Linked DNA regions of Mus musculus: region 2 is linked to region 1. Evidence: chromatin loops called from intact Hi-C (ENCODE). Cell type or tissue: left cerebral cortex. All regions are shown on one strand. Links, peaks and the distances in the headings refer to the core of each region. The heading gives the core; the rest is flanking DNA. Region 1 overlaps Rab3c (RAB3C, member RAS oncogene family). Region 2 overlaps Rab3c (RAB3C, member RAS oncogene family).

Region 1 (16,527 bases), core at 4,443-12,442:
GCTAAAGTTGATATAAATAGACCACAGAGTGGACAGGTCTTTCAGGCTCCCGGTTTCTCTTGTCAGCCAGGCTTAAGCAGATGGCATGATTTAGAACCTATGCAAGGGTCATCTTAAAGTGTTGATGGATGCTAGTCCCCACACAGAAGGTCTTCTCCCTGCCCTTAGACTTACAGACTCTAGTTTAGTCTTCTGATAAGGAAGAGGGTGCCTGAGTTTGCTGGAGGTTGCACGGGGCTACCGGAATTCTCCACTCTCCATTGAGTAAAATTCAAGTCATGTAGTTAGGCATTCATTCCTCAACTCTTAGACTTCCCCTAGCTCTCAGGTCTAACTCCACCTACTCTAGGCCTATCACGCTTGCCCCCTCCACATCTGCTAAATGACCCCAAGGCAGCTCTTCCCATGAGTCTCCCTAAAGAACCCCACCCTGTATCCTCTCTCCCCAGTCAAAATAGCATTTGCTGAGTGTTCCATCTATTCCCAAGACTGTTGAACTTTTAATCAGGATTTTCCCCTGTATTGTCAAAGGCTATGCAGGAAGAGCAACAAAACAGCTTTAGAACTCATGGAATGTGGTCCACCAGTTAGCACAAGCAAGATGGGTGTGCCTCAGAGAGGCAGAGCCCCGAGGACTCCATGTCCTGAGGACTTTGTGCTGCTGTGGAGGTTTGCTCTACTTGTTGCCTTCACATCCCTCTTAATCTAAGCCTTGTATGAAACCTCTAAGGGGGCTTCCAGCCCCTCACTGGGCAGTGTCTGTGGCACTCACAATCACATTGCTGCTGAAGCAGATTAATGATTCAATTATGACTCTGGGAAGGAACTTGGGACTTTAGAGTTTCAGGGATGACCATCGCCCTTAGAAAGAACATTTGGAAAAACAAATTGTTACTGAAGCTAGGTTATGATAGTTTTGTTAGTGGACACAGAAAACCTTAGGGAACAATTTGAAGTTCAGAAAAGCACACTCTTATTAATCGAGCTAGGGACTTTTTGAGGTCAAGGAACAAGAACAATGGCAGTCTAACTAGCATTGGCTGATGTGACTCTTACTGAGGCTCGACTGGTGATCTAGGCGATAATCATTTCTTGTATCCATCCTTGCCCTCAGCTTCCTGTTATGATTTAATAAAAAAAAATGCTGGTGAGTAGATGTGAAATATGAGGATTTAAAGTAGAAATGACTGATTGTTGTTTTTTTTTTTATTTATTTAAAAGCTTAGATTTGTGCTTTTTAAATTTTTTATAATACTGCTTTTTAAGATAAATAAGAAAATAATCGATCATTTCTTTGTAACTTGAAATTGCTGCCTGCCAGTAGGAGAAACCTGCTGAGAAAGTTACCTTGCTTGCTCATGCCTTGTTAATTTGTAACAAGTTGCTTAGTTATGAGTGTCTGTGGGTTCTTGGGAATAATTTTGTTAAGGCCTAGGTAAAATGTTACCTCTGTAAGCCTGCCATTATGTGCCATTACTAATGTCATGAGGAAACCTTCTCATAGCTGTTACTAAGACGTTTTGTGCTTTGGTGTTCTTGAAAGCCATTCACAACAGAAGTCAATTAGAACAGCTTTGTAGAGTTAGCCACAAGAAGCTTGGACCTGAAGCAACCACCAGGTAACACTTCCTGCACCTATGTCTATGCTTTTATGGTTTTTGATTTTATAAGCTGCCTCTGGGTTGGACCCCAACATAAGAGAGACACCTGAGCCAATATAAGAAACTATTTGGGATAAGACTTCCAGTTTGAGTAGGGATAGAGTAAGTTTGAGTCTCCAAGGCCTCCATGGGAACTTCCGCTTGACAGAAAGAGACATGTACATGGGTAGCTGACATTTTGATTGGCAAGTTAGAACATGAATGTTAGGTTAGGTAAGTGTCCTGCCACAGCCGAATACCCCAACCAATTGGCACAGGATAAGTGTACAACAAAGACATGCTCCTAAGAAAATCCTCTATCCTTAAATCCTGGTTGGTTGAGTAACTTGGCACAGGTGTTTGTAGATTTCAGGCTTAAAAGTCCTGTAGAATCTGGACTCAGTGTCACAGTCAGCTCCGGAGTGTGGTCTATAGCCCTGATCGATCAATCCTGGGGTGAATGCTCAATACGTATCCCTGTCTGAGACTGGAGTTCACGTGGCTTGTGAGGCAACTCCTGGATCCCAAGAAATTTGTTTTCTTTACTTGTGCTGTGAAGTGTTTTTTTCATAATCATTCACTAAAGGAAAAATGGAATGTAATCACATTGTAATTTCTATACTGCTTGAAAGATTCCTCTGGGATATATACATTGTGGGAGGCAAAATAAAGTTGTTGGAGCCTACTCATTGGTATTTGCTCAACCTACACAAATATGTAAGTGTGTACATATCAATGTATGTGAAGTGGTTGAAACCAGCTCATTGGATTTTGCTCCACCCACCAAAAACATGTGTCTGTGAATGTTTGTGAAGTGGTTGGAGCTTTGCTCCACCCACCCAATCTGTAAGTATATATATCTATATATATATACATATGTATATATCTATATATATATACATATGTATATATCTATATATATACATATGTATATATATATATATATATATGTGTGTGTGTGTGTGTGTGTGTGTGTGTGAAGTTGTTAGAAATTGTTTGTTGGACCTTGTTGGAGCTTGCTTTGTCCATCAAGTGTGAGTGTGTGAGTGAGTGTGTAAGTGTGTGAGTGTGTGCGTGAGCGTGTAAGTGTGTGAGTGAGTGTGTAAGTGTGTGAGTGTGTGAGTGAGTGTAAAAGTGTGTGAGTGTGTGCGTGAGTGTGTAAGTGTGTGAGTGTGTAAGTGTGTGAGTGAGTGTGTAAGTGTGTGAGTGTGTGAGTGAGTGTGTGAGTGAGTGTGTGAGTGAGTGTGTGAGTGTGTGAGTGAGTGTGTAAGTGTGTGAGTGAGTGTGTAAGTGTGTGCGTGAGCGTGTAAGTGTGTGAGTGAGTGTGTAAGTGTGTGAGTGAGTGTGTGAGTGTGTGAGTGAGTGTGTAACTGTGTGAGTGTGTGAGTGAGTGTGTGAGTGAGTGTGTGAGTATGTGAGTGTGTGAGTGTGTGAGTGTGTGAGTGAGTGTGTAAGTGTGTGAGTGTGTGAGTGAGTGTGTAAGTGTGTGAGTGTGTGCCTGCTTTATGTTGCTGCTGACACCCACATCCTGTTCTTGAATTGCTGAACATGTTGTCAGTGTTGCTCCTCAACAATACTCACGTTTGGGAAATATCATTAAAACTTGAAGTTTTCAACCCAATGAGCCTGTTTCTGACATCCTTGATGGAGCCTCTCTCTGGATGCTGACCACTGTCCCTGCCCTTCCTGTTGTCCCTGACATGAGATTGATGTTGCAATTGTCCACTGTCCTTGTGCTCTTAGTGGATTCCTTGGCATCCATATCTCTACCATTGGTGGGAAGGTGGAAGCTACACAGAGAAAGGCAAAAGCATCCACTGTTTATGTAAGAACTTTCCCCCTGTGTATCCAATGAACAAACAGATCATGTGTAAATTTCACACCTGGCTGCTTCACTCTTTAAATTATTTATGCCACCTGCTCATCCCCTGTGGCTATTTCAGTTTGAAGCCTTCTAGAAAAATCCGAGTTCCCTTGGGTAACAGCTTTAAGGTCTTTTGTGGTGAACCACCCACCCTGAACATTTCCAATTCCCTAGTAATTATTTTCAAGTATATACTTTGGACTTAATTTCTATTTTTTTGAGAATGAAAAGAACTTTTATTTATTTATTATATTTTTACTAGATATTTTCTTCATTTACATCTCAAATGCTATCCCTAACCCCCCCTAAAACCTACCCCCACCCTGCTCCCCAACCCACCCACTCCTGCTTCCTGGCCCTGGCATTCCCCTATACTGGGGCATATAATCTTTGCAAGACCAAGGGCCTCGCCTCCCATTGATAGCCAACTCGGCCACCCTCTGCTACATATGCAACTAGAGACACAGCTCTGGGTGGGGGGTACTGGTTAGTTCACATTGCTGTTCCTCCTATAAGGTTGCAGACTCCTTCAGCTCCTTGGGTACCTCAGTTACAAAATTGATACAATGTAAAATTCAGCATTCTAGTAATTTGGAAGCTATAATTCTCAACCTTTAGGATAAAATGTTGGACAAACACTAGGATTCAATTCTAGATCATGTTCATGGTGCCCAGGAGGAGAGCCAATCACTCTCTATCCCTTCCAGTCCCCTCTACTAGGTACATTTTGTCCTCCAGTTAAATTGTGCATCCCACCTGGGGTTTCCCCCTATCCCTGGAAATATCTAACACAGCATCTAGTAGAAGCAGGTGCCCAGCAGATGTTGGCTAATTACAGGATTGATTGCTATTAATTGGTTGGGAGAAGCTGGCAGATCGAAACGGAAGGGGAAAGAATCACTTATTCCTTTGTTCTTTGTTATGAAGCGACCGAACTTGCAAGCACTTTGTCGGCTGCATTATTTCTAGGTGGAGTTTACCAAGCATGGAACTCCATATCATATCATTTCAGATTTGTCCTGTGGGAAATTTGTTATATCAAAAACCCAAAGCAGTCCTATTTACCCATGAGGAAAGGCATTTCTGAACAATAGGAAGAAGTGTAGAATTATTCAACTCCCACCAATAACTTTTGCTTCACATTAAAATATTAAACCTCTTAAATGGTAAGAAAGTCAAGACTCTCTCTGAGCTTTCAGAGAGATGAGTGTCAGTCAAGGTGCAAGAGCCACCGTTAGTGTGCACAGAAGTGCCAAGGATTTTCCAAGTGGGGTTCCTTTAAATCCACGAAACGTTTCCTTTGTAACTTCTTAACATTGCATTAAGCTTTTAATGATAAAGGAGACAATTCCCACCCTTGCCTGTTAAGGGGCTGGTAACATGAACATCAATAACTGTTCTTTGTACAGCATTTTCAATTTGCCAATAGCATTTATGTGCATTATCAATTAGCAGGTTATGTTTGCCGGGAGAGAGGCCTAGGAAACAGAGCAGCTATTGAAGTACATTTTCAAGTAGCAGTGCCCAAATGAATGAGGTTTCATTGTGACATCCACAGACGGGTGATCTTTGTGGAGCACCATGTAAAGATTGCTGTGCTATGCTATTCACATTGGTTTCCATTGCTTTGGATCCAGACAGTACTGTGAAGTAGCACCTTTAAAATATTCACTTTCTAGTAGAGCGGTGTAGACATGTTGCACATGTAGAAAACCATGGCAAAGATTAGAGTCTGTTTCCACAGCCCCAGGCACTTTCCTCCAGAACATTCCTAATGACTTTTATGTCTTCTGGCAGGTTTAGGCCCAAAGACAATGGAATAATCTCTGTTGGCCTCATAAAAACAGTGGTGGAGACTCTTAGCTAGCCTGAGCAACATGCTTTAATGCTCAGGAATTCTGATTTGCATATGTTTATTTTACAAAGGGATGGCTTTCATAAAGACATTTTTGGTGCAACTGGATTTGATATTTTAACCAAATTTACCATAATTGCAGTTTCTAAAAGTCAGAAAATTCCCCAGAAAATCTGACTCTAGCTCCATTCGCAGGCAGTTCATTCTGTCCAGAGCAGACACAGAGAGCTGCACAAAGCATTATTTAAATGCATTTATTTTTCATGGTGATAAATTCTGAAGAATTCAGTTAATTCATATGTTCTCTTGATGGTTTATATTTAGACTTTTTTTTTTTGTCTTTGTTCTCCTAGAACAGAGGAGATGGAGATGAAAATTTGCCATCTTTAGAATTCTTCCTTTAAACAAACAACTGCTTCCTTGTCAGAGGCTGCCAATCCAGGTGATTGGAAACTAATTACAGTTAAGGGCAGAAGAGAAAGTCAGGATAGGGTGTGTGATCTAGCCGGAGCAGGGACGTTTCCATGAATGGCTTTCACAGACGAAATACCACGGTTTCTATGTACATGGGGGATGAAGCATATGCCAGCATCAAACAGAGCTTCGTGCTAGGACTTGGGTTTCAGAGACTAGAGAAAGTCCCCTGTTGAGAACAAAGTTAGGAAGCGCCACAAAGTACGCAGGGTTAACATTCTGCAGAAAGCAACTCTCCCCACATAACATTCACAAATGACTTCTGGTGAGACTGGGACCCTTTCACAGATCCATAAAGGAATAAGGGTGTCTCTCAAATTCCCAACATGGAGGGCATTCTCTCTCTCTCTCTCTCTCTCTCTCTCTCTCTCTCTCTCTCTCTCTCTCCCTGTGATCTAATAAGCCACAAGTTTCCAAGGTGAGACCATCAGAGGATGATGGCGCTGAACTTCCTGAAGGGGAAGGAAAAGGAATAAACACAGCCTCAGACTCCTGCAGTGCAGAATAGCGGAGACCGGGTCTGGATGAAACTACATGGACGGACGCACAGCTTTGTCTGTGCGATTGAGAGGATGAGTGAGCCTGTCCTGCTCAACAGCGTTCCCTTAATGTCATGAGCCTGTCACTAGAGGCAACCACTAGAATAAGAAATAAGTGAGAAGCCATCATCGGGATGGTTTGGCTGACAATTTGTTTACTTTAAACGTTTAGAAAAAATGGTGCTTCTTCTAAATGTCAGAACAGTATTCAGTAAATTACATGAGAGATCCAAGATTAATATAGAATAGGATTTATGTTGGATGCAGACTGATTTAACTGGAATGAACATGTCAAAGAAAGAGGCATGCTGTTTGTAGGCTAAGCATATTGAATGCATTGGTAGCCTCCGATGTTTTCAAATTACTGATAGGTTTACTGGGACATAATAATACCACGTTTAAGTCAACTACATCTGCAGTTACAAATGTGGGGCATTTACATTTCTTGGAGGCAAATAATAATAAGCATTTTTAATTAGAAATCAGTCCCCCGTGAGTTTAGTTGGTGGGATTTATTATCTACCACTGTCAGTTATGATAATTTTACCTTGAGAAAAGGAAAAATCACACCAACCAGGGTGCAAAGCTAATAAACAGATCTGGACCCCTGCCAGGTGTCTTAGCCCATCCTGGATTTGAGCCCTTTTGAGTTCCAAAACCAAACACACCAAACTGATTTAGAAGAGTCGAGGCTTGTTTGTTTTCCTTTCTTTTCTTTTTCAGTGCTGGTAATTAAAATGAGACAGTTTACATTTCTTATATTCAGCTTTAAAATTTTAGTAACATTGTTCTTAACACTTTTGTGTTGTGAGAAAAAGAAACTGGAAGTCAGTAGTTTATACAGACCTTTCTCACCTCGAACTGGATTCATTCATTCATTCATTCATACTTTAAATGCTGCACGGGTTAGATCTGGGTGTAGCATTGAGAAAGGCACAGCAGGCAGATTACTCTGAGATAAGGAGCCAAGGTGGGTTCTGCGTGAGAGTAGGAAATCAAGAGGATGGGGACATTTGTGAGATGGGCTAAGCAGGATGAAAGACTGGAATCTCTCTAGCAAAAATATAGTTTTCTACTCTGTGGCTCTTGGAGGGGATGGGGGCTTCCTAGGCGGCCGAATGTTGTGGAGATTTGAAGTAGTAAGATTTTTTTTTTTTCTTCCAAGAAAGGGCTTCACAGGTTAGCTCTGTTGAGTAAACCAATGATGATTAGAACAGGGCTTTGCCAAGGTCTTGAAAAGTCTTTCCATGGGTAGTCTAAGAGTTTGAGACCTGACATATAAGAGCAAATTGGGTATGCCACTTATGATCCTACAGGGTGTGGTATCACCAGCCAAGCCTCCATATTGCCTCTCATTCAAAGTGAGCTACTTTGAGCGTGAACTGAGTGCTATCGATGCTTACTGGGAGATGAATGAGCACCAGCTGGACCATCCTGAGCAATGTGGGATGCATGGAATGTACAGCCTCTCCGTTCATCAAGAGTATTTTCTGCCAGGCGTGGTGGCACACGCCTTTAATCCCAGCACTCGGGAGAAATACGCAGAGGCAGGCGAATTTCTGAGTTCGAGGCCAGCCTGGTCTACAAAGTGAGTTCCAGGACAGCCAGGGGTATACAGAGAAACCCTGTCTTGAAAAAAAAAAAGAGTATTTTCTGAGGATTAAATTCCAGCTGCCAATAAGGAAGACAGAGAGTTACGAGACATAGATGAGGCTAATAACAGGGCAAACTCAAAGGACTAGGAAAAGGTGGATGCAGGAGCTGTCCCTTTTTCATACATGGTTGTAAGCCTATCTAAGTATATCCAACACATTAGAGTATCCTTGATCTGTTTTCTACCTCCTGGGAAACCTTAGCCAGAAAGAATGTGAGCCAGCGGAAATAATGGTAGGGTGTCTGCACTTTTCCACAGACGGCTCCGTGCAGCCAGGTACTCAGAACATTTAAATAGCATTGCTGCGACTCCTTGCCAAATCCAGAAGTTGGCAATCCCTGTTCTTTCCTAAACACCGGCAATTAAGATTTAGATAAATCTTTAAAAACTGCTGAAGAGCAGTCAGTGCGAATGTGGAGCAGGTGGTTGGAGTTTTAAAAATAGGCACGGGGCGATGCTGTAGCCTCATTACAGTTGCTGACGACTCAACCTGCTTTAGTGTGCAATTGTTTTGCAGGCCCAAGGAGAAAATAATTAAAAAAAAAACTGAAGGAAAAAAAATTATCCTTCATTAAACTGGCGTGCCCGGAGGCAGTGGTATGGCCTGAGCTTGAAAAAGGACGGAAGGGGAGCATGTCTGTCACAGGCTGCTTGTGCTTCTTTGGAGTTGGTGCTGAGATTATTAAATGGTCCTTGGTGTGCAGAACTTAACACTGTAATGAGAAGCTGATGCTTATGGCACTGGATTAGTTGTGTGTGTGTGTGTGTGTGTGTGTGTGTGTGTGTGTACAACAGCAGCATCTTTTACTTTAGAAAGAGTTAATGTGTGCACAGAGAGGCTTGGTGGCTCGTTCTTAAGATTCATCTTTCGTTTTTATATACACTTCTTATGTCATACAGGAATAGACTTAATGGAGCCAACTTTTTAGAATTGAAGTGAATTTCATAGAAAAGAACTAGGTCGGTGGCTACTTGCAACACATAGAATCCTCATCTGGCTAAAGGGCCTCCAAGGATCCAGCATCCTGAAACTCTCAAGTCAAAGCCATGAAACCTTCAGATGCCACCTGACTGTTATCTTGGAGGGAGTCCGCCATCAGGGATGCATGCATTTCTCCAGCTGCTGTAGCTTTAGAGATGCGTTTGTGTATTCAGTCAACAAGGGATGGTATCTCACAGCTGTTGCCAACTTGACAGAAATGTAGGTGTGCTTGAGAAGAGAGAATCTCGTTGGAACAATTCCTTCCATCAGACTGGCCTCTGTGTGTGGCTGTGGGCCATTTTCTTGATTGCTAATTGACCTAGGAAGGCCCAGCCTACCATGGCTAGTACTACTCTAGGGAGGTTGGCCTGGATTGTATGCAAAAGGTATCTGAGCAAGCCAGAAGAAGCAAGGCCGAAAGTTAGCCAATATGGTCTCTGCTTCAGTTCCTGCCTTCGGTTCCTGCCTCTGCTTTCCTTGATGGCTGACTGTAACTGCTATGCCAAGTCAACTCTTCCTTAAGTTACTTTCGGTCATGGTGTTTATCACAGCAATAGAAAGCAAACTAGAATATGCTCCATTTCAGAGATCCTGATTTTTCTGATGTGATACACGTACACACACACACACACACACACACACACACATCTATATCTATCATCGATCGAGAGCTGGCCTGATTTTTTTTTAATGTCCCCTGAGTAATGCTGTTGTCCTGATTTATGCCCTGGCCATGTTCCCGTGCTATGCTCCACTCCTGATGGATTCCATGCTTCCTGTCCATTACCTCCAATCTACTGTTTAACCAGTGGTGTCAGCAGATTACCTACTATTATATAACCCAGCTTTTAGAAGATTCAACACTATCCTAATACATGAAGACTACTTTTATAATTTATATAGTGTACTGCTGGAACAACATATTTAAGATCTGAAAAACTGATGTTGAGATACGGGTAAGTATGTATAATAATTTTCCCTATACGCTGCCTGACATTAAAAACACCCTACTTTTAGGAATGCTACCTTTTTACTTAGTCCAAAATGAAATCCACTCTTGCCACCCTGTTCTTTCAACTCCAGCACTGGTTCGTGAGAACCAGTAGAGCCAATTCCAGTGTCTTCAGTGGTAAATGGCCTCTCATTGATATGTCATCTTTTCACGGGTTTGCCTCTTTAGCACACAGGTTCTTCTTCATAAAGGTGCCACCACCTCCTTGCCTATGCATGAAAATTCTATTTTCTGTCTTCAAGCCTGCAGCAAACACTCTCAACGTGGCCTTCCTCCATGCCCCTGGATGGGCATGTTCTTAATATCCTGACCTCCTCTAACACTTGTCTTTAATTCTGTTGGAGACCTATAGACTGGCTTATAAAAGTCATTGTGTACTGGAGTGGGGGCTATTCCAAAACCTGTGGCTAGTTCTTGGGATATGTTCTTCTATCTGGGATGCCTTGTCTGGCCTCAGTGTGAGAGGATGCTCCTAGCTCTGCATAGACTTGATGTGCCAGGGTGGGGGGATATCCAGGGGTCCTCCCACCATGCAGAGGAGAAAGGGAGGAGGGATGGGGTGTGGGGGCAAGGATTGTGGGAGGGAGTGACTGGTAGGAGGCAGTGAGCAGGATGTAAACTGAATAAATAAAAAAATGAAGTGATTGTGTCCCTTTGGAGTCTAGAATTTTCTAGTGACGAGTGCTTGACAATACTGAATGGAAAACTTAAAGGTTGAATAAATGAATGAATGAATGAATGAATGAATAAATGAAAATAATTCTGTGTCATGTTCCCAAATTTTATTTCGAAGCATCACTCTCCCATGTCCATCAAGAATATATAGTGTGACTCTAATGGCTGTTTAGTAAGAACACTTGCCTACTGGTTTTAGTTTGATGGGTTTTAATCAAGGTTCAGTGGATTTCTCTGCATCCTTACTGGATTAATAAATAACATCTCAGCCCACACTCTCTTTCTTTGGATCTCCCCAAGTCTCCTTGAAACTGTCTGTACCAGTTTGATGGATATATTTTGAAGGAGAAAATTTGAGCACGAGTAAGATTGTATTTAGGAGGATTCTTTCTTAGTAACAACGAAACCATTCCTGGCTTCTTTCCCAGGATTATGGGATCACTGGAAGATCACAGGACCCGGGAGAAGAGTTTAAGTAGGCTTACTAGCCACGCACACCTGAATTCCCTCCTGGATTTTAAGATGAAAGTAAATTCAGTAAAAATCTATTCCATAATTCGAGGTTATTTTAAGGTTATTGTGTATGGAGCAGAACTTAGCCCTGGGGATAGATGGCTATGATAACTTTCCCTGGTGGGAGTTCCTTAGGGTTAGCCTAGGGATCCCCAAAGCTCAGAGATCCCACAAGTAGACAACTTCACATACAGCTCCCTCCATTCTCTTTCCTACCTTGGCTAGCAATGGCAGCCTAGGTTTTCAGGGAAATATATGAGGATGCTAAAGTCAAAATCAGTACCATTGGGGGTCATTCCAGCTCAGCTCCCACCAGAGTCAAGGTTACCGAAGTCCAGAGGGAGACTTTCCCATCTGGATGTCAGTGATACTTCACATCCTTCAGTTCTCTTGTCTTCAAGGACACTCAAACCCCATGGCCAGTGTGACCAACTCTTGTCTTTGATGGTAGAGAAACAGTCCACAGAGGCAAATCCCATTCGTTAGCTCTCTCTCTCTATCTATCTATCTATCTATATATATATATATATATATATATATATATATATTTCTCTATATCTCCAGGAAAACAATGACATTCTGCTTGTCCTACCTCACACATCCAGAAATGCCGCTGTGTGAAAGAATACCCCATCCTACGGCTTTACCTTCTCCTCTTTTAAAAAATGAATGGACGGTCTACTCAAACCATGAGTTATCAAATGAGTATATGTGACTTAGAATTCACAGATATAAAAAGTGACATTCTGCCAGAGTCTGTTTCTAATAGAGAAAACCTAACTATGTAAATTAAAAGTGCAAAGCATTTCCTATGTTGTTCTAGGCTATGCTCTAATAGATTAAATGTTAAAATGTTGAATAGTGTCAGACACAGAGTCATGTTCAGCTTGAGCAGTAGTTCACTCTCTTCAGACACTCTGCTCATGTCTCGTGTGAGGCTATGCCAGTGCCTGGCAAATACAGAAGTGGATGCTCACAGTCATCTATTGGTTGGAACACAGGGACCCTAATGGAGGAGGTAGATAAAGTATCCAAGGAGCTGAAGGGGTCTGCAACCCTATAGAAGGAACAACAATATGAACTAATCAGTACCCCCAGAGCTTGTGTCTCTAGCTGCATATGTAGCAGAAGATGGCCTAGTTGGCCATCATTGGGAAGAGAGGCCCTTTGTTCTTGTAAACTTTATATGCCCCAGTACAGGGGAATGCCAGGGCCAAGAAGTGGGAGTGGGAGGGTAGGGAAGTGGGGGGGGGGAATATGGGGGACTTTTGGGATAGCATTTGAAATGTAAATGAAGAAAATGTCTAATAAAAATTTAAAAGTTAGTATAAAATGATACTACAAATGTTTTTGTTTATACTATAACTTCCTAGGGATTAACTTTGAAACTTGAAGGTCAGCAGTTAGTTTGTGATGGTGCTGATAAATTCATTTGAAACCCCAGATGAGCCAACTGGAAATAGGAACCTGAATTGTAGCCATAGGTTCCCTGAAGGCATTTGATTTGCCTGTTGTTAGGTAGAGTTAAGACCTCAGGGTGAATGGGAACTTCCAAGGAAGTATGTAGGATGGGTGTGGCGGGCCAGGGATATAAGAAGCAGTTGGAAGAAGATTTCTATGGCTACCTAGGAGACTTAACCCAGTGGTGGACAGGGTGGAGGAATGAGGAACCCCAGAATTAATGACAAGGAACTGCAATCTCAGGGCCAGATGGAATAAAACATACAAGAGAGGGAGATTGGGGAAATGTTCATTGTCTATATAGCACCCACACGTTTCCTGATTGTTATTTTTAGAAGGTAAGGTCATATGTCAAATTGCATGCCAAGTACCCAGGATACTGTAAACAGCTAATAAACACTTGTTTTGTGACTTAAAGAATACATCAGATTGACAAGAGTACCTACCCTTCGTACAAGAATTCCAAAGACCTCAGCCTCAGGTATAGTCAGCTACACTATAGTTCCCTCCAGTCCCTTCATTTGGGTGAGTAATTGATATACAGAAGTAACTATCAAGAATGGAGAGTTAATCATAAATAGATAAACAAAGCAGCTGTTTTGAACTGAAAGATCCTGGCAGAATGTAAAAGGACACAGAAGCCCTGAAATTGGCAAGATAGACGTCAGTGTTAGCAGAACTAGCTTCACTGATTTAGAAAAATAGAGGTGCACAATGCTCTGGCCACTCCTGGAACCTGTGTGTCTGCCAATGTTCTGACCAGGTGTGTGCCCATTGCTGCACCTTCATTAGACTCTTTCCTTGTACCCCTCCCATACCCATTTCTTGAGAATAGACATTGTTTAGATCTGGAAATCCCCTAATCTCCCCCTTCTCCTTTCCCCCCTGAGGGCCTATAAAAACTGGGAACTCTTTCCCCTCAAGGTCGACTCCTCTACCCCTGCGTGGGATATGAGTCGTCCCCAGAGCTCTGGCTTTCCTCGAATAAAGCCTCATGTGGTTTGCAACAAGCTTGGTCTGTTGTGAGTTCTTGGGTGTCCGCTATTGTCCTGAGGCCTGAGCGAGGGGCTCCTCTTGGAGTCTTTCAGAGCCATCTGTCATGATGTGGTAATGACCTGTAGAAAAGGAATACTGAATCTCCCAGAAATGGAATTTTACTGCTAATTGATTTTAAAAGTATAACCTCTCAAAACCTTGTAATTTAGATGAAGAGTTTTTAGTTTTTAGAATTGTCTCTCCTGATCATGTGTGGAGGGTGTGTAGTCATGAGGAGAATGAATCACATGGGAGGCAAATGATCTCCAAGTAGGCACATTTTCTGGTTGTCATGACAACTGCAGAGTCTTATTGACTACATAGCAAAAAAAAAATCAATTAGAGACTATTGGATGAATTTGCACAGGAGCATAAAATCTGTCTATCCCTCAATTTGAGAAACTTTCCCACATGTGTGCAGGGACTAGAGAGGGTGTTTATATCAGGTACATGTGCTCTTGTGTGCATGTGTGTGTACACCCATAACATGTTTTGGGTCATGTTTTGGGTTGCGCCTTATTACTGAGATCAACTGTTAGTTGAGGCCACCACTACAGACAAAGGGTGAGATCCTGAGTACAGGAGAGAGATGTGGGGACAAGTATTTCCAAAAATATGTTCATCATTATTTTAACTTCTCTTCCACATCATATCTTATCTTATCAACACCCAAGTTGTTTATTAAGTTGTTAAAAAAAATAAAGCTATCACCTGGTTCTTTTTGACAATGACATTGAATTGTTTTTGATGTTATTCTATCTTTCATGGACCCACGTATTTTTTTTAGCTTTCCTTATAAAGACTGATCACATCTGAGGAGCCTTTCTCCTTCCAGGTGGATATGCCTAGCTAGATGATAAATCCAAGGGACAGGGAAAGGAGATGGAGGAAGCCATATGGGGACACCCTGCAGGTTCCTTTTCTCTCATACACAGAGGACCTACTTGTCTCCACTCCTATCTTCCTGAGGTATTAGGAAATGCTAGCAGACTTCTAAGGCTCTCCAATGCTGGTGACATGAGGAGAGGGGTCCTATGACGGAGAATATAGAGGCTAAGGAGCATTTCTAGGTTAAATATCAGTCTAGTGATGTTTTCATAGCTGGCTGCAGGGGAAGCCTTGTAGACTGGTTTCTCTGGTCATCCAGTGACAGCTTTCAGTGTAATAATGAGCTTATTGATCTCCCAAGGAAATAATAGAGTTTGGAGAGCGGGCCCTGCTCAGCTCTTGAGATTTCCCAGTGGAAGACTTACCCATGGGGAATGGCTGTGCTGACATTCCATGCTTCCAATAATAGAGCAAAGCTCTGATCACCCATAACATGTTTTGGGTCATGTTTTGGGTTGTGCCTCATTACTGAGATCAACTGTTAGTTGAGGCCACCACTACAGACAGAGAAAGGGTGAGATGCTGAGTATAGTGAGGTGTCTTCTGGGGCCAAGGTACTTTGGGAAACCTCTTGTTGCATCTTCTCCCTATGTATTATGCTGCAGGACCAGGATTGTCCCTCACATCAATGCTGCTTCCCTGCTTTCAGTGTCTGTGTTCCACTGTGGCCCTTACTTATAACACTGCATCTCCTTTTATTGGCTTTTTTTTCCTTCTCTAGGGATCCATCAGAATGTATCTTGTTATTTAACCCATCTTCTTGCATCAATTGCCTCCTCCAAGCTGCACTGTTCAGCCCTACCCATCATCCCTGCCAGCATCATCTCTCCTTGGATATCTTCTACTCCTGCCCCACCCTTGCTCTCCCAGACCCTGCTGGTAGACTTCTCTCTCTACCTGCCTCTGCCCACTTTTTTCCTGTTGCTCTCCTCTTGTCTCTGTCCTCTACATCATGAACTCACTGACCTGTTTTTGTTTCTTCATTTGTTTTGCTGTATTATATGTACCCTTAGTCTTTCCATATCATTATTATTTGTTCCTCTATAATGTCTGACACAAACCATCCAAGAGGTGTTGAATAAAACTGTCTTGAATCAGTCAGCCACTGGTCTCTCCTGAAACTCCCCCTGACTCATGGTGATATTTTCATCTTCAGGTAGGTTTTGTGTTTGGAATGGCCATTTCTAGAACTCCACTATGCCATCTTATTGAAGGTCTTCTCGAAGAGCTCTTTGTTTAGCAGGTACATTCTCAAGAGATGAGTTTGTCTCCTAAGAATTCTTCTTTAACACTACTGTGGCTCATCATTGATGCTGTGAAGTACAGAATCTAGAACAGAACCTGTGTTTTGCCATTACCATCCTTAACAGGAACCAGAGAACAAGAGTGATTGCAATGAAGTACTCAACTCCTCGAAGAATGATATGTCTGGACCAACACAGAACAGGATGAGGGAGCAAGGAGGGCAGGCCTGGGATCCTCATGAAATAATTGGGATTTTTTTTTTTTGAGCTCACACTAGGTTCTTACCATCACTTTTGTTTCTAATTGTTTCTGAACTCAACTAATGCTGCAGGAAATGAGAGGGAATACACTCAGGGTTTGCAGAAGGTCTGTTGTTTGTCAAGGTCTCTTGATAAACTATACACACTCACACTCACATACCACACACACACACCAAACACACATTCTACACAGACACTCACAACCACACACACACATACACACACACACATACCACACCACACACACCATACACATATCACACACATATACCACACACATATCATACATACAAACACCCCAAATACCACACACACACGCACCACACAATGCACACACACATGCACACATGCATACCCCACATACCACATACATGCGTACATACCACACACATGCACACACACACATCACATAAACACACCACACACATGC
Region 2 (16,527 bases), core at 5,379-13,378, 53 kb after region 1:
CATCTTCTTTCTTTTCCTCTTCCTTCTGGTGTCTTTATGGTGTGTGTCTGTGTCTTAGTTACTGTTCTGTTGCTGTTAAGAGATACCACAATTGGGGGTCCTGGGCTGGGGCAGACAGCATGTGAGATGGAGGCAACTTTGGAGCAGGATTTGGAGGACACAGAGAGGAACCCACCCATTGTTGGTGTCCTATGCACAGATTCACAAGGACTTAATCTGGGCTGACATGGTACCCTGTCCAATGAGCATGCTGGACTGATATCTGTTCTAGCCCAGCAGGCATCCAAGCTAACCTCTGACCCCACCCACATCCCTGTGGTATGTTTAGAATCTGATAATGGGAACATTATGATCTAGAAACACTATGGCATCACAGTGGCTGTGCACAAAATGGCATCTTGATATCTGATACCAGATCTCCAGTGGCCTATCGCCAGGATTCAGTCATGCCTGTCTCAGTTCACTTGTAAAACTATTAAAGTTTCAGAAAGCAGGCCACTCACTTAGTGTCCAATGTGGACTTCCTTATTTATATGAGAGCCAGTTACCAAGACGTCAGTTACAGAGAAGCATGGTGGTCTTGTTTGGGCTTTTGCCACTATGCTCTTTGGTGATAGTCACTGTAGTTCAGGATCACAGCCCATTGTGGCCTAGAACTATAGTAGCCAAGGCTAACTTCAAATTTATGGTCTTCCTGCTTCAAACTCCTACATCCTGGGATTATAGTGTATAGACTAAGGTCTAGGTCACTTTGAATATAGAACTTTATTGTGGCAATAAACCTGTTCTGAGGTGGAAAAACAAAGATACCATAATCAGGCACCTTTTATTTTATTTTATTTAAAAAAAAAAAAACAATTGAAGGACTAGAGAGACAGCTAGCTCAACAGTTAAGACCCCTGACTGCTCTTCCAGAGGTCCTGAGTTAAATTCCCAGCAACCACATGCTGGTTCATGACCTTCCATAAACGGATCTGATGCCCTCTTCTGGTGTGTCTGATGACAGCTACTGTGTATTCATATACATTAAATAAATAAATAAATAAATAAATAAATAAATAAATAAATCTTTTTAAAAAAGCATTTTATAGGAGGTTTGCTTATACTCTCAGAAAGTTAATACATTGTCATCATGGTGGGCAGCAGGCAGGTATGGTACTGGAGCAGAAACTGAGAGCTTTGCATCCTTTGATCTGTAGGCAGAGATGGAGAGCACATAGTCTAGGATGGACTTTTGAAACCTCAAAACTTACTCCCAATGACACACCTCCTCCACCAAGGTCACATATACTCCCATAAGAAAACACCTACTCTGACAAGGACCCACCTACTGGAACAGGTCATACCCATAATCCTTCCCATGCCAATATATATGCCAGTGAGGGCCATAGTGTGTATGTGAGAGTGTGGTGTTTGTTTGTGGGTGTGTGGGCTCAGTGTTCTTATCCATTAAGCCGTCTTGCCAGACACTCTGAAAATTTCACAGTTGCTTTTCAGTCCTTCATCTAAATGCATTCGATATACATCTAGTAAACTCCTGTTTGAATTCAAGGAACTCTAATTAATATTTCTGGTTGGAAGCTACACAGCAGGTCAGAGTAGTAGTCTGGGGAAAGGCTTTCTGCCATCTAAATTCTGTAGTGATGGAGTTCAAGTGATATATAGACAGAACAAAATATGAGGACATTCTCTATACCCTAAACTTTGAGTTGTGGTGCTGTGTGAGAGACAAGCACCCCAGCCGTTCCTTAGTGTCACATGAGCAACATGCCCACCTAACTGCTTGCTACCAGTACTGAGCCCTGAGTTGTCTTGACTCATCAAGGGATCACCCGGGAAGATATCAGCGCTCCCTGCAGATTTCCAGGGGAAATCTTTTGAAATTCTTTTGAACCTACATCATGAGAACCGCATTATGAGCTAACTAATTTAAGAAAATTCTCTGAGACACTTATTTCATCTGTAACAGAGAGAGGCTTCTTCTGCAGAAGTGTGAAAAATTAAAGCACCATTTAGTCCTTTGTCTAGAATGCTTTAAAATAAAAGTTAACCGCCCCCCCCCCAATTTTTTTTAATGAAAGAATCAAGCATATCAGGTTAATAGTTGTGTTGGAGTTACTTAATAGTAAGGACACAGACAGCGAAAAGTGACTTTTGAAGTCCGACTGACAGAAGCATCTGTAACCCAGGTTGGAGGATTCCTGCGTTAGCAGAGCATCTAGAAACCCACAACAGTGCTGATCTCTCCTTTGCTTCCTCCTGTTCTGCAGTTAGCAAAATCAGCTAAGTATTGTGCTGCCCTGAAATCCCTGTGTCTTATTTTATTTTACATTTTGCATGCCTTAATTAATCCTTCCTTCAGAATTTTCAGTTATTTTTTTCTGAAGGCCTGAAAAACAAAGAAGGGGAATTATCTGGGCTAACAGTCTTGTAAGCTGTTAGGATATAGAGCTGCACATGAGGCGGCGAAAAGCACTGTGATGTTTAACTACATTGCTGGTGTGGAGGACTTCCTAGTGATCCCTCTGGGAGAACAGAAGGTCTAGTCCACACCATGCTGGGAATCTGACACCTAATTGATGGCCTCTCAAGCCTTATCTCTGTACCCTGCATGTAAACTTGGGAAGAAATTATGGCTTTAGGACATGAGGGAAGGTTTAGCCTCTCTTAAGGATCAAATCCTACCTAATTCTGTCCCTCCAAGATTAAAAAGGAGTACAAAGAGTCAATTGACAATATGGGATGCCAGTCAAGATCACAGAAACTTAATAAAAGTCACGAAGTATGAGCATGAAACTAGAAAAATGTAATGCTGCCACTAGCTATCCTTCACCCTGGACTAGCATCAACAAAATTATAAAATCCATAGGTTATTGGTCAGGGAAGTGGATCATTGGGTAAAGTCCTGGCTGTGTACAAGTAAGGTCTCCAGATCCCACATAAAGCTGGTATAATCCACTGTGATCCCAGTGTTCCTATTGTGACATGGGAGGTGCGGACTGGAGAACATCTGGAGACTTGCAAGCCAGCTGGCCTGGTGCACCCAATCACTAGGAAATGACAGAGACTCCCAGGTTGTCCTCTGACTTCGCCCATGCACACCATGGTATGTGTGTACTTGTATGTCCCTCCAATGTGCTGAATAAACACAGAAATAAATACATAGGAAATAAAATTTAATGTGGGTGGGTACTCAAGCTTCATCTAGACCCTCTGAGTCAACCACTCCAGAGGCAATAGCCTCTTGTTTGGGAAGAATTAATATATGTTATACATGGTGGCCCATATGTGTCAGCTTATGCATACACATGTGTATATTTGTATAGCTATGTGTATTCATGCATTCTAAAGTTTGGCAGTGCCAAAAGGCAAAAATGAAACCTTCAACTTTTATAGTAGGAAACATCAGAGAAACAGAAACACACCTCTCTACATGGGAATCTACAAGAAAATCTCCTCGTTGCTGTTGTATATCCAGAGTTCCAAGGGATCCAGGAAGCCGGTAAGCTTGAGGGCTTATTCAATGTGGAAGCAACATTTGGCAAAGCCTCCGAGGCCTACTGACGACCTTGAGGCCATGTGTCTGTCCTCTACAAAGTACTGCAAATATTTGTCTGTTTAGGCCATGGATTTTCCTCCCATCATGAGAGAGGACATTCTCAAATATAAACAATGAGTCATCATGGTAAGGGGAAAAAGCCAATCTCAGAAAGACAAATATCACACACCTTCTTTCTTCATATGCACATCAAGACAATAACTCCATTTACTGAACAATTTAGTATTTACTAGAATGTTTCCATTGAAGATATTTTAATAATAATAATAATAATAATTTATTTAAACACAATGGTCAATATAAGAAACATTCTTACCAAGTATATGTCTGGCTCTGATTATTCATTCATCATAATTGTCAATGAGAATACTTATGTGGTTAGGAAGCAGACCACACTAATGTCACATACATAGGGTCACTGGTGTCCCTACCATTCCCTTTGCTTCTCACCAGCCAGTGTGTCTGCGGCTCACTGTGGCCTGTGGATCTGAGCCTGATCTGCTCTTATAGTATTTGTATTGTCCTCCCTTCTCACATTCCCATTTCCCCCTTTCCTTATCTTCAAGTTCCGGCTTTCTCCCATACACTCAGGGTTTCTCCTCACGTCTGTTTTTGATCACCTCTATAAATCCATGAGAACGGCCATTTTTATTCAGTTACCACAGACTTTTAAAAACTGGTTCTTGTTTTTTTTTTGGCTCTGGTTGGCCTAGAACCCACTTGCCTCAAAGTCCGGAGGGGGCTGCCTCCACCTCAGTCCTGGGATTACAGGCAGAGGCGTGAGCCACCACACCAGGTTCAGAATCCTCCCTGTTCACGTTGTGATATAGAAGTTTACCCCTTAAGTTCCCACAGTGCTTAGCTGCTGCTTGCTTAGGGCTACTCTGCCTTACCCTTCTCTTAATTCCTAGCGCTATTACAGGGTAGAACTTCCCAACCTTGTATCCTTTTTTGCAGCAAGCAGTTACAAAACAATACCCATGATGCTAAATTATTGTAATAAGTTCTGATGTCAGTTTAATGAAAAGGAGATGGAGCTAGTTTGCAATAAAAGGCTCTATCACTATCATCCAATTTCCTTATAGAAGATATGACTTGCAAAACGGTACACTAACACTATCTCACACTTATTTGCACAGTGCATGATATTTACAGACCTGATCCAGCTACCCAATTTCATTTGTTATTCACAATGTTATTAACAGATATTGTATTACCAGCCAATATTATCTCCACTTCTTAAAAGTATACGCTGCTTGAATAACTAGTATAAATTGTGGGGATGGGTAATGTCAGAGGGAGACATTTCCTTGACACAAAATTCTTCACTGTGGCGCAGCAAGCACCAAAATGTTTGCTAAGCAAAATTCAGTGAAATTTTATTCTGAGTCTGCTGCTGGGATAGAAACCTAGGAAGTCACAAGACATGGATGGTGTCTTTGATGAAGAAGTTTATAATGTAATAGAAGGAGCTCAAAAAATTAGGTTTAATCACTTTAAGTGTACTTTTTTTTTCAGAATTTCATGGTAATATCTCAATGATTTTGTTTAAAAAATCAAATTTGAGAGGCTCTCAGCTCAAAAGATCTAGAATCTGAAGGTAGAGACCTGATAACTGAGTATCTGAATGTATTCTCTCTTTCATTATAAACAGGAACTTTAACTGGGAAACCGAAACACTTTGACACAAGCACTGACTTGGCTTCTTAGTGTGGTGAGGGGTGTGGTCACAGATGTGTGATAACCTTCATAGGTAGACTGCCACTGGAAATTAAGAACTTAACTTTATTTTTTTTTTTAAGTCTCCCACAGCCCTGTCGATCTTCCACGATTCATCCATAGTTGAACTTTTGTAACCATCTTGTTACCATGATGGCTATGGAATCTTTCTCCCTGTACCTACAGACTCCAAGGAGATTTCTGACGTGCTGAGCCCAGCTCTTAACTCTTCCTCCTACAACAGAGCCCACATTTCCCTGTGTATGTACCCTTTGTAGGGTCTCTGGTGGTTTTGAGTGGGCTAACTCTCTTTTGATTTTAGGGGTGAACCTGTCGAACAAGCCTGTTCCTGCCGGTCAGAAGTAATCTCAGTGAGATCCAATACTAGGCCTCTCTGAGAGTTCTAGAAGAGAGAAGATGACCTGGCTGGACTAAGAGCTGAGGGGGATGGTGAGCGTTCAAAGGGGCCCTGAGGGGCAGCAGCAGCATGAGGGAGAGACGATTAATCCGGAGAAACAGACCTTGGTTGTCAGGCACTGACTTCTGAGTTGCTTAGACCAACTCTGTACTCTGTAGTTATTTGAGCCATTGGACTTCTTATCTTCCCTACCTGACTGGAAGCTTCCACAGAGTGTTTAGCATAGAAAAACTAGCCCCGGAAAGACAGCCTTTGTTTTCCTGTAAAGTGTTTGCCATTCTCTGCCGTGTATCATTTTTACTGTTTCATTAAATTTAATAATTTTATTTAATCCATTTCATTCATTTCCTGAGAATGGAGACCATTGGAGTTTGTGTCCCACTGAAACCCAGAGTTCTATCTCTAGGAATGTAAATAGTCTAAAAATGTTAGAAGTAAGCAACCATAAGCACTTATTTGAAATGGATAGGCTTGCTTACTTTTATGAATAATGCAAATTTTAAGTAACTTTCTGATGTAGAACATTTAATGTCTGCACTTTATCCCCCTTTGGGATTCAAGAGAAAGTTCTCCCAACACTTCCAATATTAACAGGTGCTAGAACTTGCTAGACTTTGAAAATCCCAAGGTGAAACTATGGGTTTACAAAGAATCCACCCATGGGTTAACCTTGTATTTTGTTTTAGGCTGAGTTCTTTTTAAAAATGAACATATTAGAATAGTAAGTTTATTTCATTCAACACCATAAACAGTGCTTGACATTTTCTTCTCAAAGGATATATAGGGAAAAGAGGGTCAAGTTTGAGAGAAAAGGCAGAAAGTTTGCCTCAGACACACTGTGTTTGAGATGTAGAATGACATAAAGGCACAGAAAGCTAGGAATCAGTTGAATGTTGAATAAAGGGGTCTGGGCTCCAGGAGAGGCTGTAAGCACAAATGCTCACACATTAGGATCTACACATTAGTATCACCTGGCAAGCATAAAAAAAAATGATGTCTAGACCCCATCTCATTCCAGTTTAATACGAAGTTCTGGGAGTAGAGATGAGAAATCAGTATGTTTTTAATTCTCCCAGATTGCTACAACGTGAAACCAACAAAGGGGATCAAAATCCAGCCTTTCTGGCAAGGTTTTACCTACTTAAACATCCCGGCTCTGGATCTAAAACACTCTGAACTTCAAGTGAGTTTCCCAATTTTTCAAAGAGAAATATTATCTTATTGTATCTCCCCTTGCTAAGTCTTTCCTATCTTATATTTGAATGAACAATTCAGTTAGATGAAGAGACTGCCTCAAAGTGGGCAAAACATAGACCTGAGTTTTAAGATAGACCTGAGGTTCGAACCCTGCTTCCTCCATTTAGTTAGCCATGTGTCCCTGGCTGAGTTTCTTAACTTCCTTAGTCTTTTTTTTTTTTTTTTTTGGTTTTTTGTAAAAATTAGAATTAAACTAACTTTCAAAGACGATGAGCAATAGGCGAGATAATTCAAATATGTCACTGAATATGTCACTGAATATGCCACTGAATATGTCACTGAATATGCAGCCTCTTTGGAGCTTCTCAACGTTTTGCTTTGACTGTTGACGTAGGCACGCAGTCACAGGTATTGAATGCATCTAAAGAGCATCCGCTCAGGGGCCTCATCCATCCTTAAGTAGACCTACACATCATGCGTACCCTTCTGCCATTCGCCAGCAGGGATTTGTAATAGGCTCACCCTGGCCATTGTGCAAAGATTGGATCCTAAGTGAGGTATCTGGTACCCAAAGCAAGATAGCAATAGGATACAGCAAACGAGATGCTGCTGCTTGCCTTTTCTAGACAAAAAAAAAAGGCCATGCCCTCAATTTTGTCTTTATAATGCCACCTCCCTCTTTCATGCCCTTTAGTGACTGTTTCTTTCCTGGAGGCTGCAGGCTCTTAGGCTCTCTCACTCCACTCTCTCTGTGCGCTGTGTTGGTTCTTAAACCCAGACTCTACTTTTCAGTCTCCTCACTCATCCGTCCCTTCACTATGATGGCCGCATCTGGACTTGGAGATATTTTTGCAAAACCTTGACAGGCATTAGACAGGAGAAACAGTGGGGAATCGAGCGTGACACCTTTATGTACAATCATACCAAATGTGAGATTTCTCTGGGGAGTGTTGCCTATTGGAGCTAAGACCTCAAATGCAGCCACCCACTTAAAGCTATGGCTCCTTTCAATGAGAATGCCGTTCTACATAGACTTGGGCGGCATTTATTTATAAGAGAACATTACACCTAAGGTTGAAACACTCCTCTTCCCTGGCTCCAAGTATTATTCTACACCAGACCTCTCATTAGTGCACCCAAAGGGCACGTTCCCGTGAAAAGAGTGTCTTCAGTGTTCACCAATTCCGTTTAAAATCACACCCAAAGCAGGGTCTAACAACACTTTCCCAAAGAGAAAATTATACCCACACAAAGGCATTGGTTTGTTCTGATATAAGCCGACAGACAAACATCATTAAACCAGATTGTAACTCGTTCGCTCACATTAAAATATAAAGTAACCCGACTCATCGAGTTGTCCTTTGGGAAACAGACAGCCATGGGATGCACCCCACTTACCTGGAAGGATTTGGAAGAGGAGGCGGCAGCTTTGCTGCTGTGGTGTTCAGCCTACAACACGTGCGGCAAACACAAAGCCATCTCGGGCTGCATTTCAAGACAGAGGCAGGAGTGCTGCAGGAAGATGCTGTGAACTCCTTATATGGAAAAATGCCAGGCTGGAGCACTGTGCAGAACACGCTGAATTAAATGTGCACATCAAGGGAACAGCCTGTGTTAAATGCCCATCCGTTAAGATCAAAGCTTTCTGGCCTACTGCTAGCAGCGGGCCTGAAAAAGAAACAGCGACCTAATGCGGAGCTAGCAGAGGGCAGGTAGAATTGTCTTCCCCTGACTCAACCTTCCCACTGCTCTCTGTATCCAAACTCTGAATATTGTAAAGAGAGATAAAGGCTGGGACTAGGGAGACAGCTCAGAAAGTAAGGCTTTTCATTAGTCTCTGAAACTCATGGTTGAAAGAAAGAATCTACTACAGAACATTGTTGTCACACACACACACACACACACACACACACACACACAAATACTCACACGCACATACACACATTGTAATAATAAAAACAATTTTAAATTCAAAAGTGAAAGGTTTGATGTCTGGATTCCCTGCTGAACAACAACAGCAGAGGGAAGTGTTCCGCACTTACTGCTAGCAACTAGCATTTTGACTTGAATAACAAGGGACCGATTTTCGCTGATGGATTCTCAGGCTTTGCTACAGCCTGGTTATGCCCACCAAAGATTACAAGGAGAAATTATCTGTTCATTAGTGCTACTGTTACCACGCCTGCCACTCATGGCACATGATGGCGGTTTGAGTCTTTGCTCAGTGAATGGCAGATACAGCTCCCTAAGGTCAGGATGGAAGTGGGACTGCTTTTCCCAGTTTTTACCCCAACTAGTCCAAGGCCAAGAAATTAAATTCTTCAATAATTCAAAACATAGTCTAAAAATTATATAGACAGAACATTCTTCTAGGAAACTTGGAAGTTCAGAAAAAAAAAATAAATTAACTACAGTTTCACTGTCATCTTGATAATATTCGCCATTTTTCTCCCTGTCGCCAAAAGACTTCTTGCATAATATCAGCACGATATTTGCTATTTGGGGTATGGGACATATAATAAACCGCATTGTGTTTATTTCCCACACATAAGTTGATCATCATGCTTTGACACATGGACTCATGCGTGCTCTCTTACACTGAGTTGGGCCTTTGCCCTTCTCCTCATCCCTCACCCTGGGCAGAGACAAGTAATGTGTACATTTGTTGGTTTGTTTTCCAAAATCCAAATCTTCAGAGAATCTAGGGAATTTGCAGAGACATACATAGAGAGACTTGAGGAGGCCCAGGCTGAGAAGAGTTGAGGCAGCAGAAATTCTCCTGGATCATGTACTTGGAAAGGGAAGGGAGAGACCGGGGATTGCATTCTTTCCATTCGGGGAGTTGCCAGCCATCTTTAAAAAGACCACAAGGAAAAGGATGATGGTAAGCCAGGCCCTTCTACCCAGCTAAGATATCTGGATGTGTCTTTGATATCCAAAAGTATAGTCAGACTTGAAGGTAAGGTGGTGTTAGAAACCCAGGGAGAACTGACATTTCTATTCTGACATCATTCCTGTTTCCTCATGCGATGTCTCTGTCAGACTTTTAAAATCTTCCCATAAAAGAAAATGTTACCTTAAGTAATCTCTTACATCCTTTGATGCATCTCTCTTCATCATGTATAGTTCAGGTACCAGCACTAGCAACAGACACCTGGGGCCTTGAGAAGATACTCCAGACCTAAGGCATCGGATCTTCACTTAACAAAGTCCTGAGGTGACTGGTTCTTCTGCACTTACACAGATCTTTCTAAATTATTGTTCTTCAATGTCTTGATATCTCTGTTTAGGGCACACAACCAGTAGCACAACTTTCTTTCAGTAGATCCCATCTTCAAAATCTACCTTCCAATAACATCATAGGCTGGGATCAAGTCTTCGAAGGATATCAAGACTGTAATTGATCATATATCACAGTTCTTGCGTTTGAGGTAGGCAAAGCTATTTAACTAGTTTATTGTTAAGAAATATTTTCAAACAAGAGAGAGAGGGATAGAACTTCACTAGAGTAAAGGGGGGCTGAGTCTATGTGTACATGTCACAGTGGAGCCTGGACATCCCTTTACCTTCATCTGGAAATGAGAACCAGGCACAATATCCCAGGCAACTAAGCATTCCTTTCATATTCACTCCTAGACTCCTGACCCAGGAGAAGACAGTTCCTGTTTCTATTTTGGGTCTCTTTTAGGAGGATTTTATTTTATTTTATGTCTAAATTCTGTATCTCTCATAGAAAAAAATGTCATTTAGTCAAATAAAGCAATTTCCCAAGGCTCCTGGTGTGCTTATGACATCTAAAGGAACTTATTTTTACATGATAAAGGGGAATGGCAGAAGAGAGATGTTTTTGATGTTTAATCTCCCAGTGCATTCCCATCCCCGCCTAAGCATGCCCATAGGAAAATGCCATAAATCACAGCTCCTCAGGAGAATATTTATTTTAAGGGCATTTTATCTAGAGCATGTCCTGCACAGAAAACAGCTTTGGCTCCCTTAGGGCTTTGTGAAAGTAATACAATCTCTCTCTCTCTCTCTCTCTCTCTCTCTCTCTCTCTCTCATCTACCTACCTATCATCTATCTATCATCTATTTACTATCTATCTATCTATCTATCTATCTATCTATCTATCTATCATCTACCTACCTATCATCTATCTATCTATTATCTATTTATCTATCTACCTATCATCTACTTATTTATCATCTACGTATCATCTATCTACCTACTGGCCTATCATCCATCTATCTGTCTGTCTGTCTGTCTATCTATCTATCTATCTATCTATCTATCTATCTATCCATCCATCTATCTATCTATCTATCTATCTATCTATCTATCTATCTACCTATCATGTATCATCTATCTATCTATCTATCTATCTATCTATCTATCTATCTATCATCTACCTACCTATCATCTTTCTATCTATTATCTATTTATCTCTCTACCTATCATCTACTTATTTATCATCTACGTATCATCTATCTACCTACTGGCCTATCATCCATCTATCTGTCTATCTATCTGTCTATCTATCTATCTATCTATCTATCTATCTATCTATCCATCCATCCATCCATCCATCCATCCATCCATCCATCCATCTATCTATCTATCTATCTATCTATCTATCTATCTATCTATCTATCTATCTATCTATCTACCTATCATGTATCATCTATCTATCTATCTATCTATCTATCTATCTATCTATCTATCTATCATTATATTCTCATATTAGGTTTACTCATATTAGCTTTACAGTCACAAAAATATTACTCAACTCAACCATAATATGTTTTGATAAAAAGAATATAATACTTGAAAAAAAATACAAGATCTTTTTTTAAGAGTTGGCAGATCTTTTTGTTTTAAATAATGTGTACGTGTTTTTTTGTATTTGTATGTTTTTGCTATGCATCATTTTGAGTGACTTAAATGGCAATTTGAATTTTCTCAACACATAAAAATTTGAATATATATGTACATACTCTGAAGGCATATTATATATATACATACATACATACATACATACATACATACATACAATGGGCACCTCATAGAAAGTTTTCTTCTAATCCTGTGCTGTTACAGATTCGATTAGAGGAACGTCTGCTTTATAAGCATGTGAGCATGGGTTCTGAGATCTCACTAAATTAATCTTAACCAAGAGGGTTGGGAGACATAGCGGACATGCCAGGCCTACATGGGTAGACACGTGTATCAGAAGCAAACAGAATAACCACAGTCATGGAGGATTGCAGGTCAACAGTCTGCTCTCTTGGAAGTCCAGGAAAGAACTGGAACAATGGAAATAAGTAGCTTCTCAGGGCTTAACCAAGTCAAGGGCTTTTTTTTTATAAGGGCAAACCTTCCCATTTTCCATTTCCAAGAAAGGCTTCTCCTGGCTTTTGTTCAGGCTGAGAATGCTGTCCCCTGGCAGAGCTAATACTCCAGCCCCAAGCTGCCTTACTTGTCCTCTGTGTGGCATACACTCTCACAATACTCCAGAGCCATTAACTATAATTTGCTTTAGAAAAGCAAAGTTTAAAAATGGTTATTATCATTGAAATGAGTTCCAAGCAAGGAAAAGAATGCTCTGTTCAAGTTTGTGCTGACTTAGGGGAAAAACAAACAGCTTATAATAGCCACTAAAAAGAATATATTGTGCACAAATACAGGACTATATTTTTAATATTCTCTGTCAAAGCCTAGCGACTACATATATAATAAGAGTGGCACTCACATTTAGAATTGCTTCTTAAATGCTGCATACAATGTATTAAGCCAGGCATTAAGAAACTTTAAGTAAAACCTACAGTAGATAATTTGCATTGGGACTGTTAGGGAAAGTGGAGATAGTAGAGATTTTTGATGATGTTACTCCATTACGTTGTTTCAGTTATCATACAAACTAGTAGGTAAGGACTGTCTTAGTTAGAGTTTTACTGTTGTGAGCAGACACCATGACCAGGGCAAGTCTTTTTTTTTTTTAATTTTTTATTAGGTATTTTCCTCATTTACATTTCCAATGCTATCCCAAAAGTCCCCCATACACTCCCCTCCCCCCCACTTCCCTATCCACCCACTCCCACTTCTTGGCCCTGGTGTTCCCCTGCCCTGGGGCATATAAAGTTTGCACAACCAATGGGCCTCTCTTTCCACTGATGGCCGACCAGGCCATCTTCTGATACATATGCAGCTAGAGACACGAGCTCCGGGGAGGGGGTTATTGGTTAGTTCATATTGATGTTCTACCTATAGGGTTGCAGATCCCTTTAGCTCCTTGGGTACTTTCTCTAGCTCCTCCATTGGGGGCCCTGTGATCCATCCAATAGCTGACTGTGAGCATCCACTTATGTGTTTGCTAGGCCCCGGCATAGTCTCACAAGAGACAACTATATCAGGGTCCTTTCAGCAAAATCTTGCTAGTGTGTGCAATGGTGTCAGTGTTTGGAGGCTGATTATGGGATGGATCCCTGGATATGGCAGTCTCTAGATGGTCCATCCTTTTGTCTCAGCTCCAAATTTTGTCTCTGTAACTCCTTCCATGAGTGTTTTGTTCCCAATTCTAAGAAGGAGCAAAGTGTCCACACTTTGGTCTTCGTTCTTCTTGAGTTTCATGCGTTTAGCAAATTGTATCTTATATCTTGGGTATTCTAAGTTTCTGGGCTAATATCCACTTATCAGTGAGTACATATCATTTGAGTTCTTTTGTGATTGGGTTACCTCACTCAGGATGATGCCCTCCAGGTCCATCCATTTGCCTAGGAATTTCATAAATTCATTCTTTTTAATAGCTGAGTAGTACTCCATTGTGTAAATGTACCACATTTTTTTGTATTCATTCCTCTGTTGAGGGGCATCTGGGTTCTTTCCAGCTTCTGGCTATTATAGTTATCATGTAGAAGAATGCGAATTGATCCAAGGCAAGTCTTATAAGTACAACATTTAATTGAGGCTGGCTTACAGGTTCAGAGTTTCAGTCCATTATCATCAAGGTGGAAGCATGGCAGCATCCAGGCATGGCACAGAAGGAGCTGAGAGTTCTACACCTTTATCTGAAGGCTGCTAGTGGAAGACTGACTTCCAGGCAGCTAGGATAAGGGTCTTAAAGCCCATTCCTAGAGTAATGCACCTACTCCAACAAGGTCATACCTCCTAATAGCACCACTCTTTGGACCAAGCATATATAAACCACTACTAGGTCTTAACTCACTTAGAGGAGATATATATATATTTAAGCCTTGCTCAAGTCTGATCTGGAAGTACACCAGGAAGCTGAGTCCAAGTGTGGCTTAGAGAACTAGAAAGAAACCCAGTGGCCAGGCAGAGCGGTTCATTCCTGACAAGTCTAAAGTTCACTGTGGTTGATCCTGACAAACTCCTGAGTTTCAGAGTTAATTCAAGTTTAGTTTTATAAATGCTTGGCTTTAAGTTTGGTTTTATAAGAGTTTGGACCTGGTGGCTGAAACATTGAGTGATATAGAGGATAAGAGCAAGTGAGGAGGTTTGAGAGGAGGCCCACTAGGTAGCAGCATTACTGTTCTTGTGGAGGACTCCATTGTTCCCAGGGACCACAGCCTGTGGCTGACAGTTCCCTCTAACCCCAGATTCACCAGGATCTGACTCTGTGAGCATGTGTACAGCAACACCCAGCCACCCCCACATACTTAGAAAGAATAAGGATAAACCTTTAAAAGAAAAACTAGACAGCTAGGAGACATGCTTGTCTTTGTGATTGTTCTGTTAGCACTAAGAGAGACATTCTTTTTCAAGTGTATGACTGTCAACTTCTAGGTTGTATGACTTTCTTTAAAAAAATGCAAATGGTCAACCCTAAAAACACACACATACAAGTAATATTATATGGATGGGATATATATGCATATATGGTATATATGTTATATGCATATGTGATATATATGTTGATGTATATCAACAATTAAGAAAACGGAAGCCATACATTTGAAAAATATGGAGTGCTTTGGAGGAAGGAAATGGAAGGGAGAAATGATGTACTTATAATCTTTTATTCATTGATTTATTCATTTGCCTAAGAGTTCATGAAGCATCACGCAGGATTCTAAGAATGCAAAATGTAATAATCATCGGATAAAGCAAAATGTGAAATAAAAATGTAAACATGCATGAGATGCTCTCAGTGCTCTAGCAGAGGCGCGAGCACAATTCAGCACACAGTTGCTGCTGATGGAAAGCAAGAGCTGTCAGTGATGACCCTGGGTTTCGATCCTGCCTGAACGGAAGAGTGATGGTACAATTAACCAGGCAAGCAAGAGAGGACTCACAATAGACTTAGAAGTGAGGATGATTAATTTGTTTTTGGACATGCTGAATGAGAGTTCTTTGTGGATCATCTGAGCAGAAATGCCACGAGCCTGGCAGACACAGGGAACGTGGGAGAGAAGTCTCAGTGTAGGATATAGGGAAATATGGGTTGAACTCACTGTCTTAAAGCTCTGGTTGGGTATGAATGGTAGAGAAGCTGGCAAGCAAGACTGAGCTCCCAACGTCATTTCTTATTTAATGTTGACGTGCGTTCTTGATTTTTCCATGAGAGTAGGACAGGAAATAGAAAGGAATCTGAATCCTCTAGGCCTCTCTAGAGCTTGTCCTTGTCTTTAGCTTTTGGACTCAGGAACAGTTGGATTAGTCAGGACTCCTAGCTTGCACTGGCCTTTATTGCTTGTTCATAAGGGCATGGCTCCACTGTGCAAGAGGAAGAAGAGGAAGTGACCAATTCCCAGATAACCTGGAGAGATGGTTCTCTTTCCAAAGGCTGCCGTTGGGTTATGATTTGCAGTTTGTAAAGCTGATCACTCGGGGAATGCGCAATGCTGGTGAGCTTCCTCATAAGTTATGAAGCAGCTGAGGAATTATTGCAAGATTCTATATAACCTTCAGAGAAAATGTCTGCTAACTTAGCTAATGGAAAATGCTGCTGTTAATCTTTTCTCTTAATCCCTGGGAGGTTTGGAGGGAACAGATAATAAAATTCTGTCAGGCAGGAAAATGATGACTTAAGACTTTTCTAAATGTAGAAATACAGAATTCTAATTTGCATTATATCGATTCATTTAACCAGTAAGCATCAATTAAGCCGCCACAACATGGAGGCTTTGAACAAAAAATAAGGGATTTTAAACTCAATAGAATTTTGCATAAAACGTGGCCCTTTCGCTTCAAGAAATTTCCAGTCTTTGAGAGATATACACATATAAAAATGTTAAATGTACTAAAATGGAAGAGTATACACAAATTGCTATTTGATGTACAGATGCAACAATACAGATTTTTGTAAAGCATTTTGTAGAGCTTCTTTGAAAATGTAATATCTGAGATAAGTCTTGCTTCTCTGAGAAACCTTTTGAGGTTGTAGAGGCTGAGCACTCTAGGCAAAGACAGTGGGGGAACATATAACACTTGGAAGAAGACAGGATTCTGGTACACACGCCAGGTAAGGCATAGAGGAGATTAAAGAAGAGATCTGCAGATGCCTCAGCTTCTACTAGCTAAAGTGGTCCTTACCCTGGATCAAGCAGAAAGAAGTGAGCAAAGAGGCACTGCATCAAAATGGCAACAAGTGATGAGTATGGAGGTCCTGAGGAGAGG

Evidence for each region. Hi-C counts contacts between places; a loop is a spot of excess contacts. Peaks named below come from ENCODE experiments on the same cell type or tissue, not always from the same donor. Only the 100,000 strongest peaks of a DNase experiment are listed, where the experiment ranks them.
Region 2: a loop joins it to region 1, with 2.0 times the contacts of the local background. A loop is called at or near these places in 2 of 42 quality-filtered maps.

The regions. Positions count from the first base shown.
Region 1 is chr13:110,067,403-110,083,929 of GRCm38, forward strand. All of the region lies in intron 4 of Rab3c (RAB3C, member RAS oncogene family), which reads right to left. Among named protein-coding and RNA genes, the nearest start is that of Gm32881, 69 kb to the left of the region's middle. In left cerebral cortex, for the core only: no CTCF peak of the experiment used is centred there; a DNase peak (open chromatin) is centred at 8,400.
Region 2 is chr13:110,119,392-110,135,918 of GRCm38, forward strand. All of the region lies in intron 3 of Rab3c (RAB3C, member RAS oncogene family), which reads right to left. Among named protein-coding and RNA genes, the nearest start is that of Gm41057, 53 kb to the right of the region's middle. In left cerebral cortex, for the core only: no CTCF peak of the experiment used is centred there; a DNase peak (open chromatin) is centred at 8,439.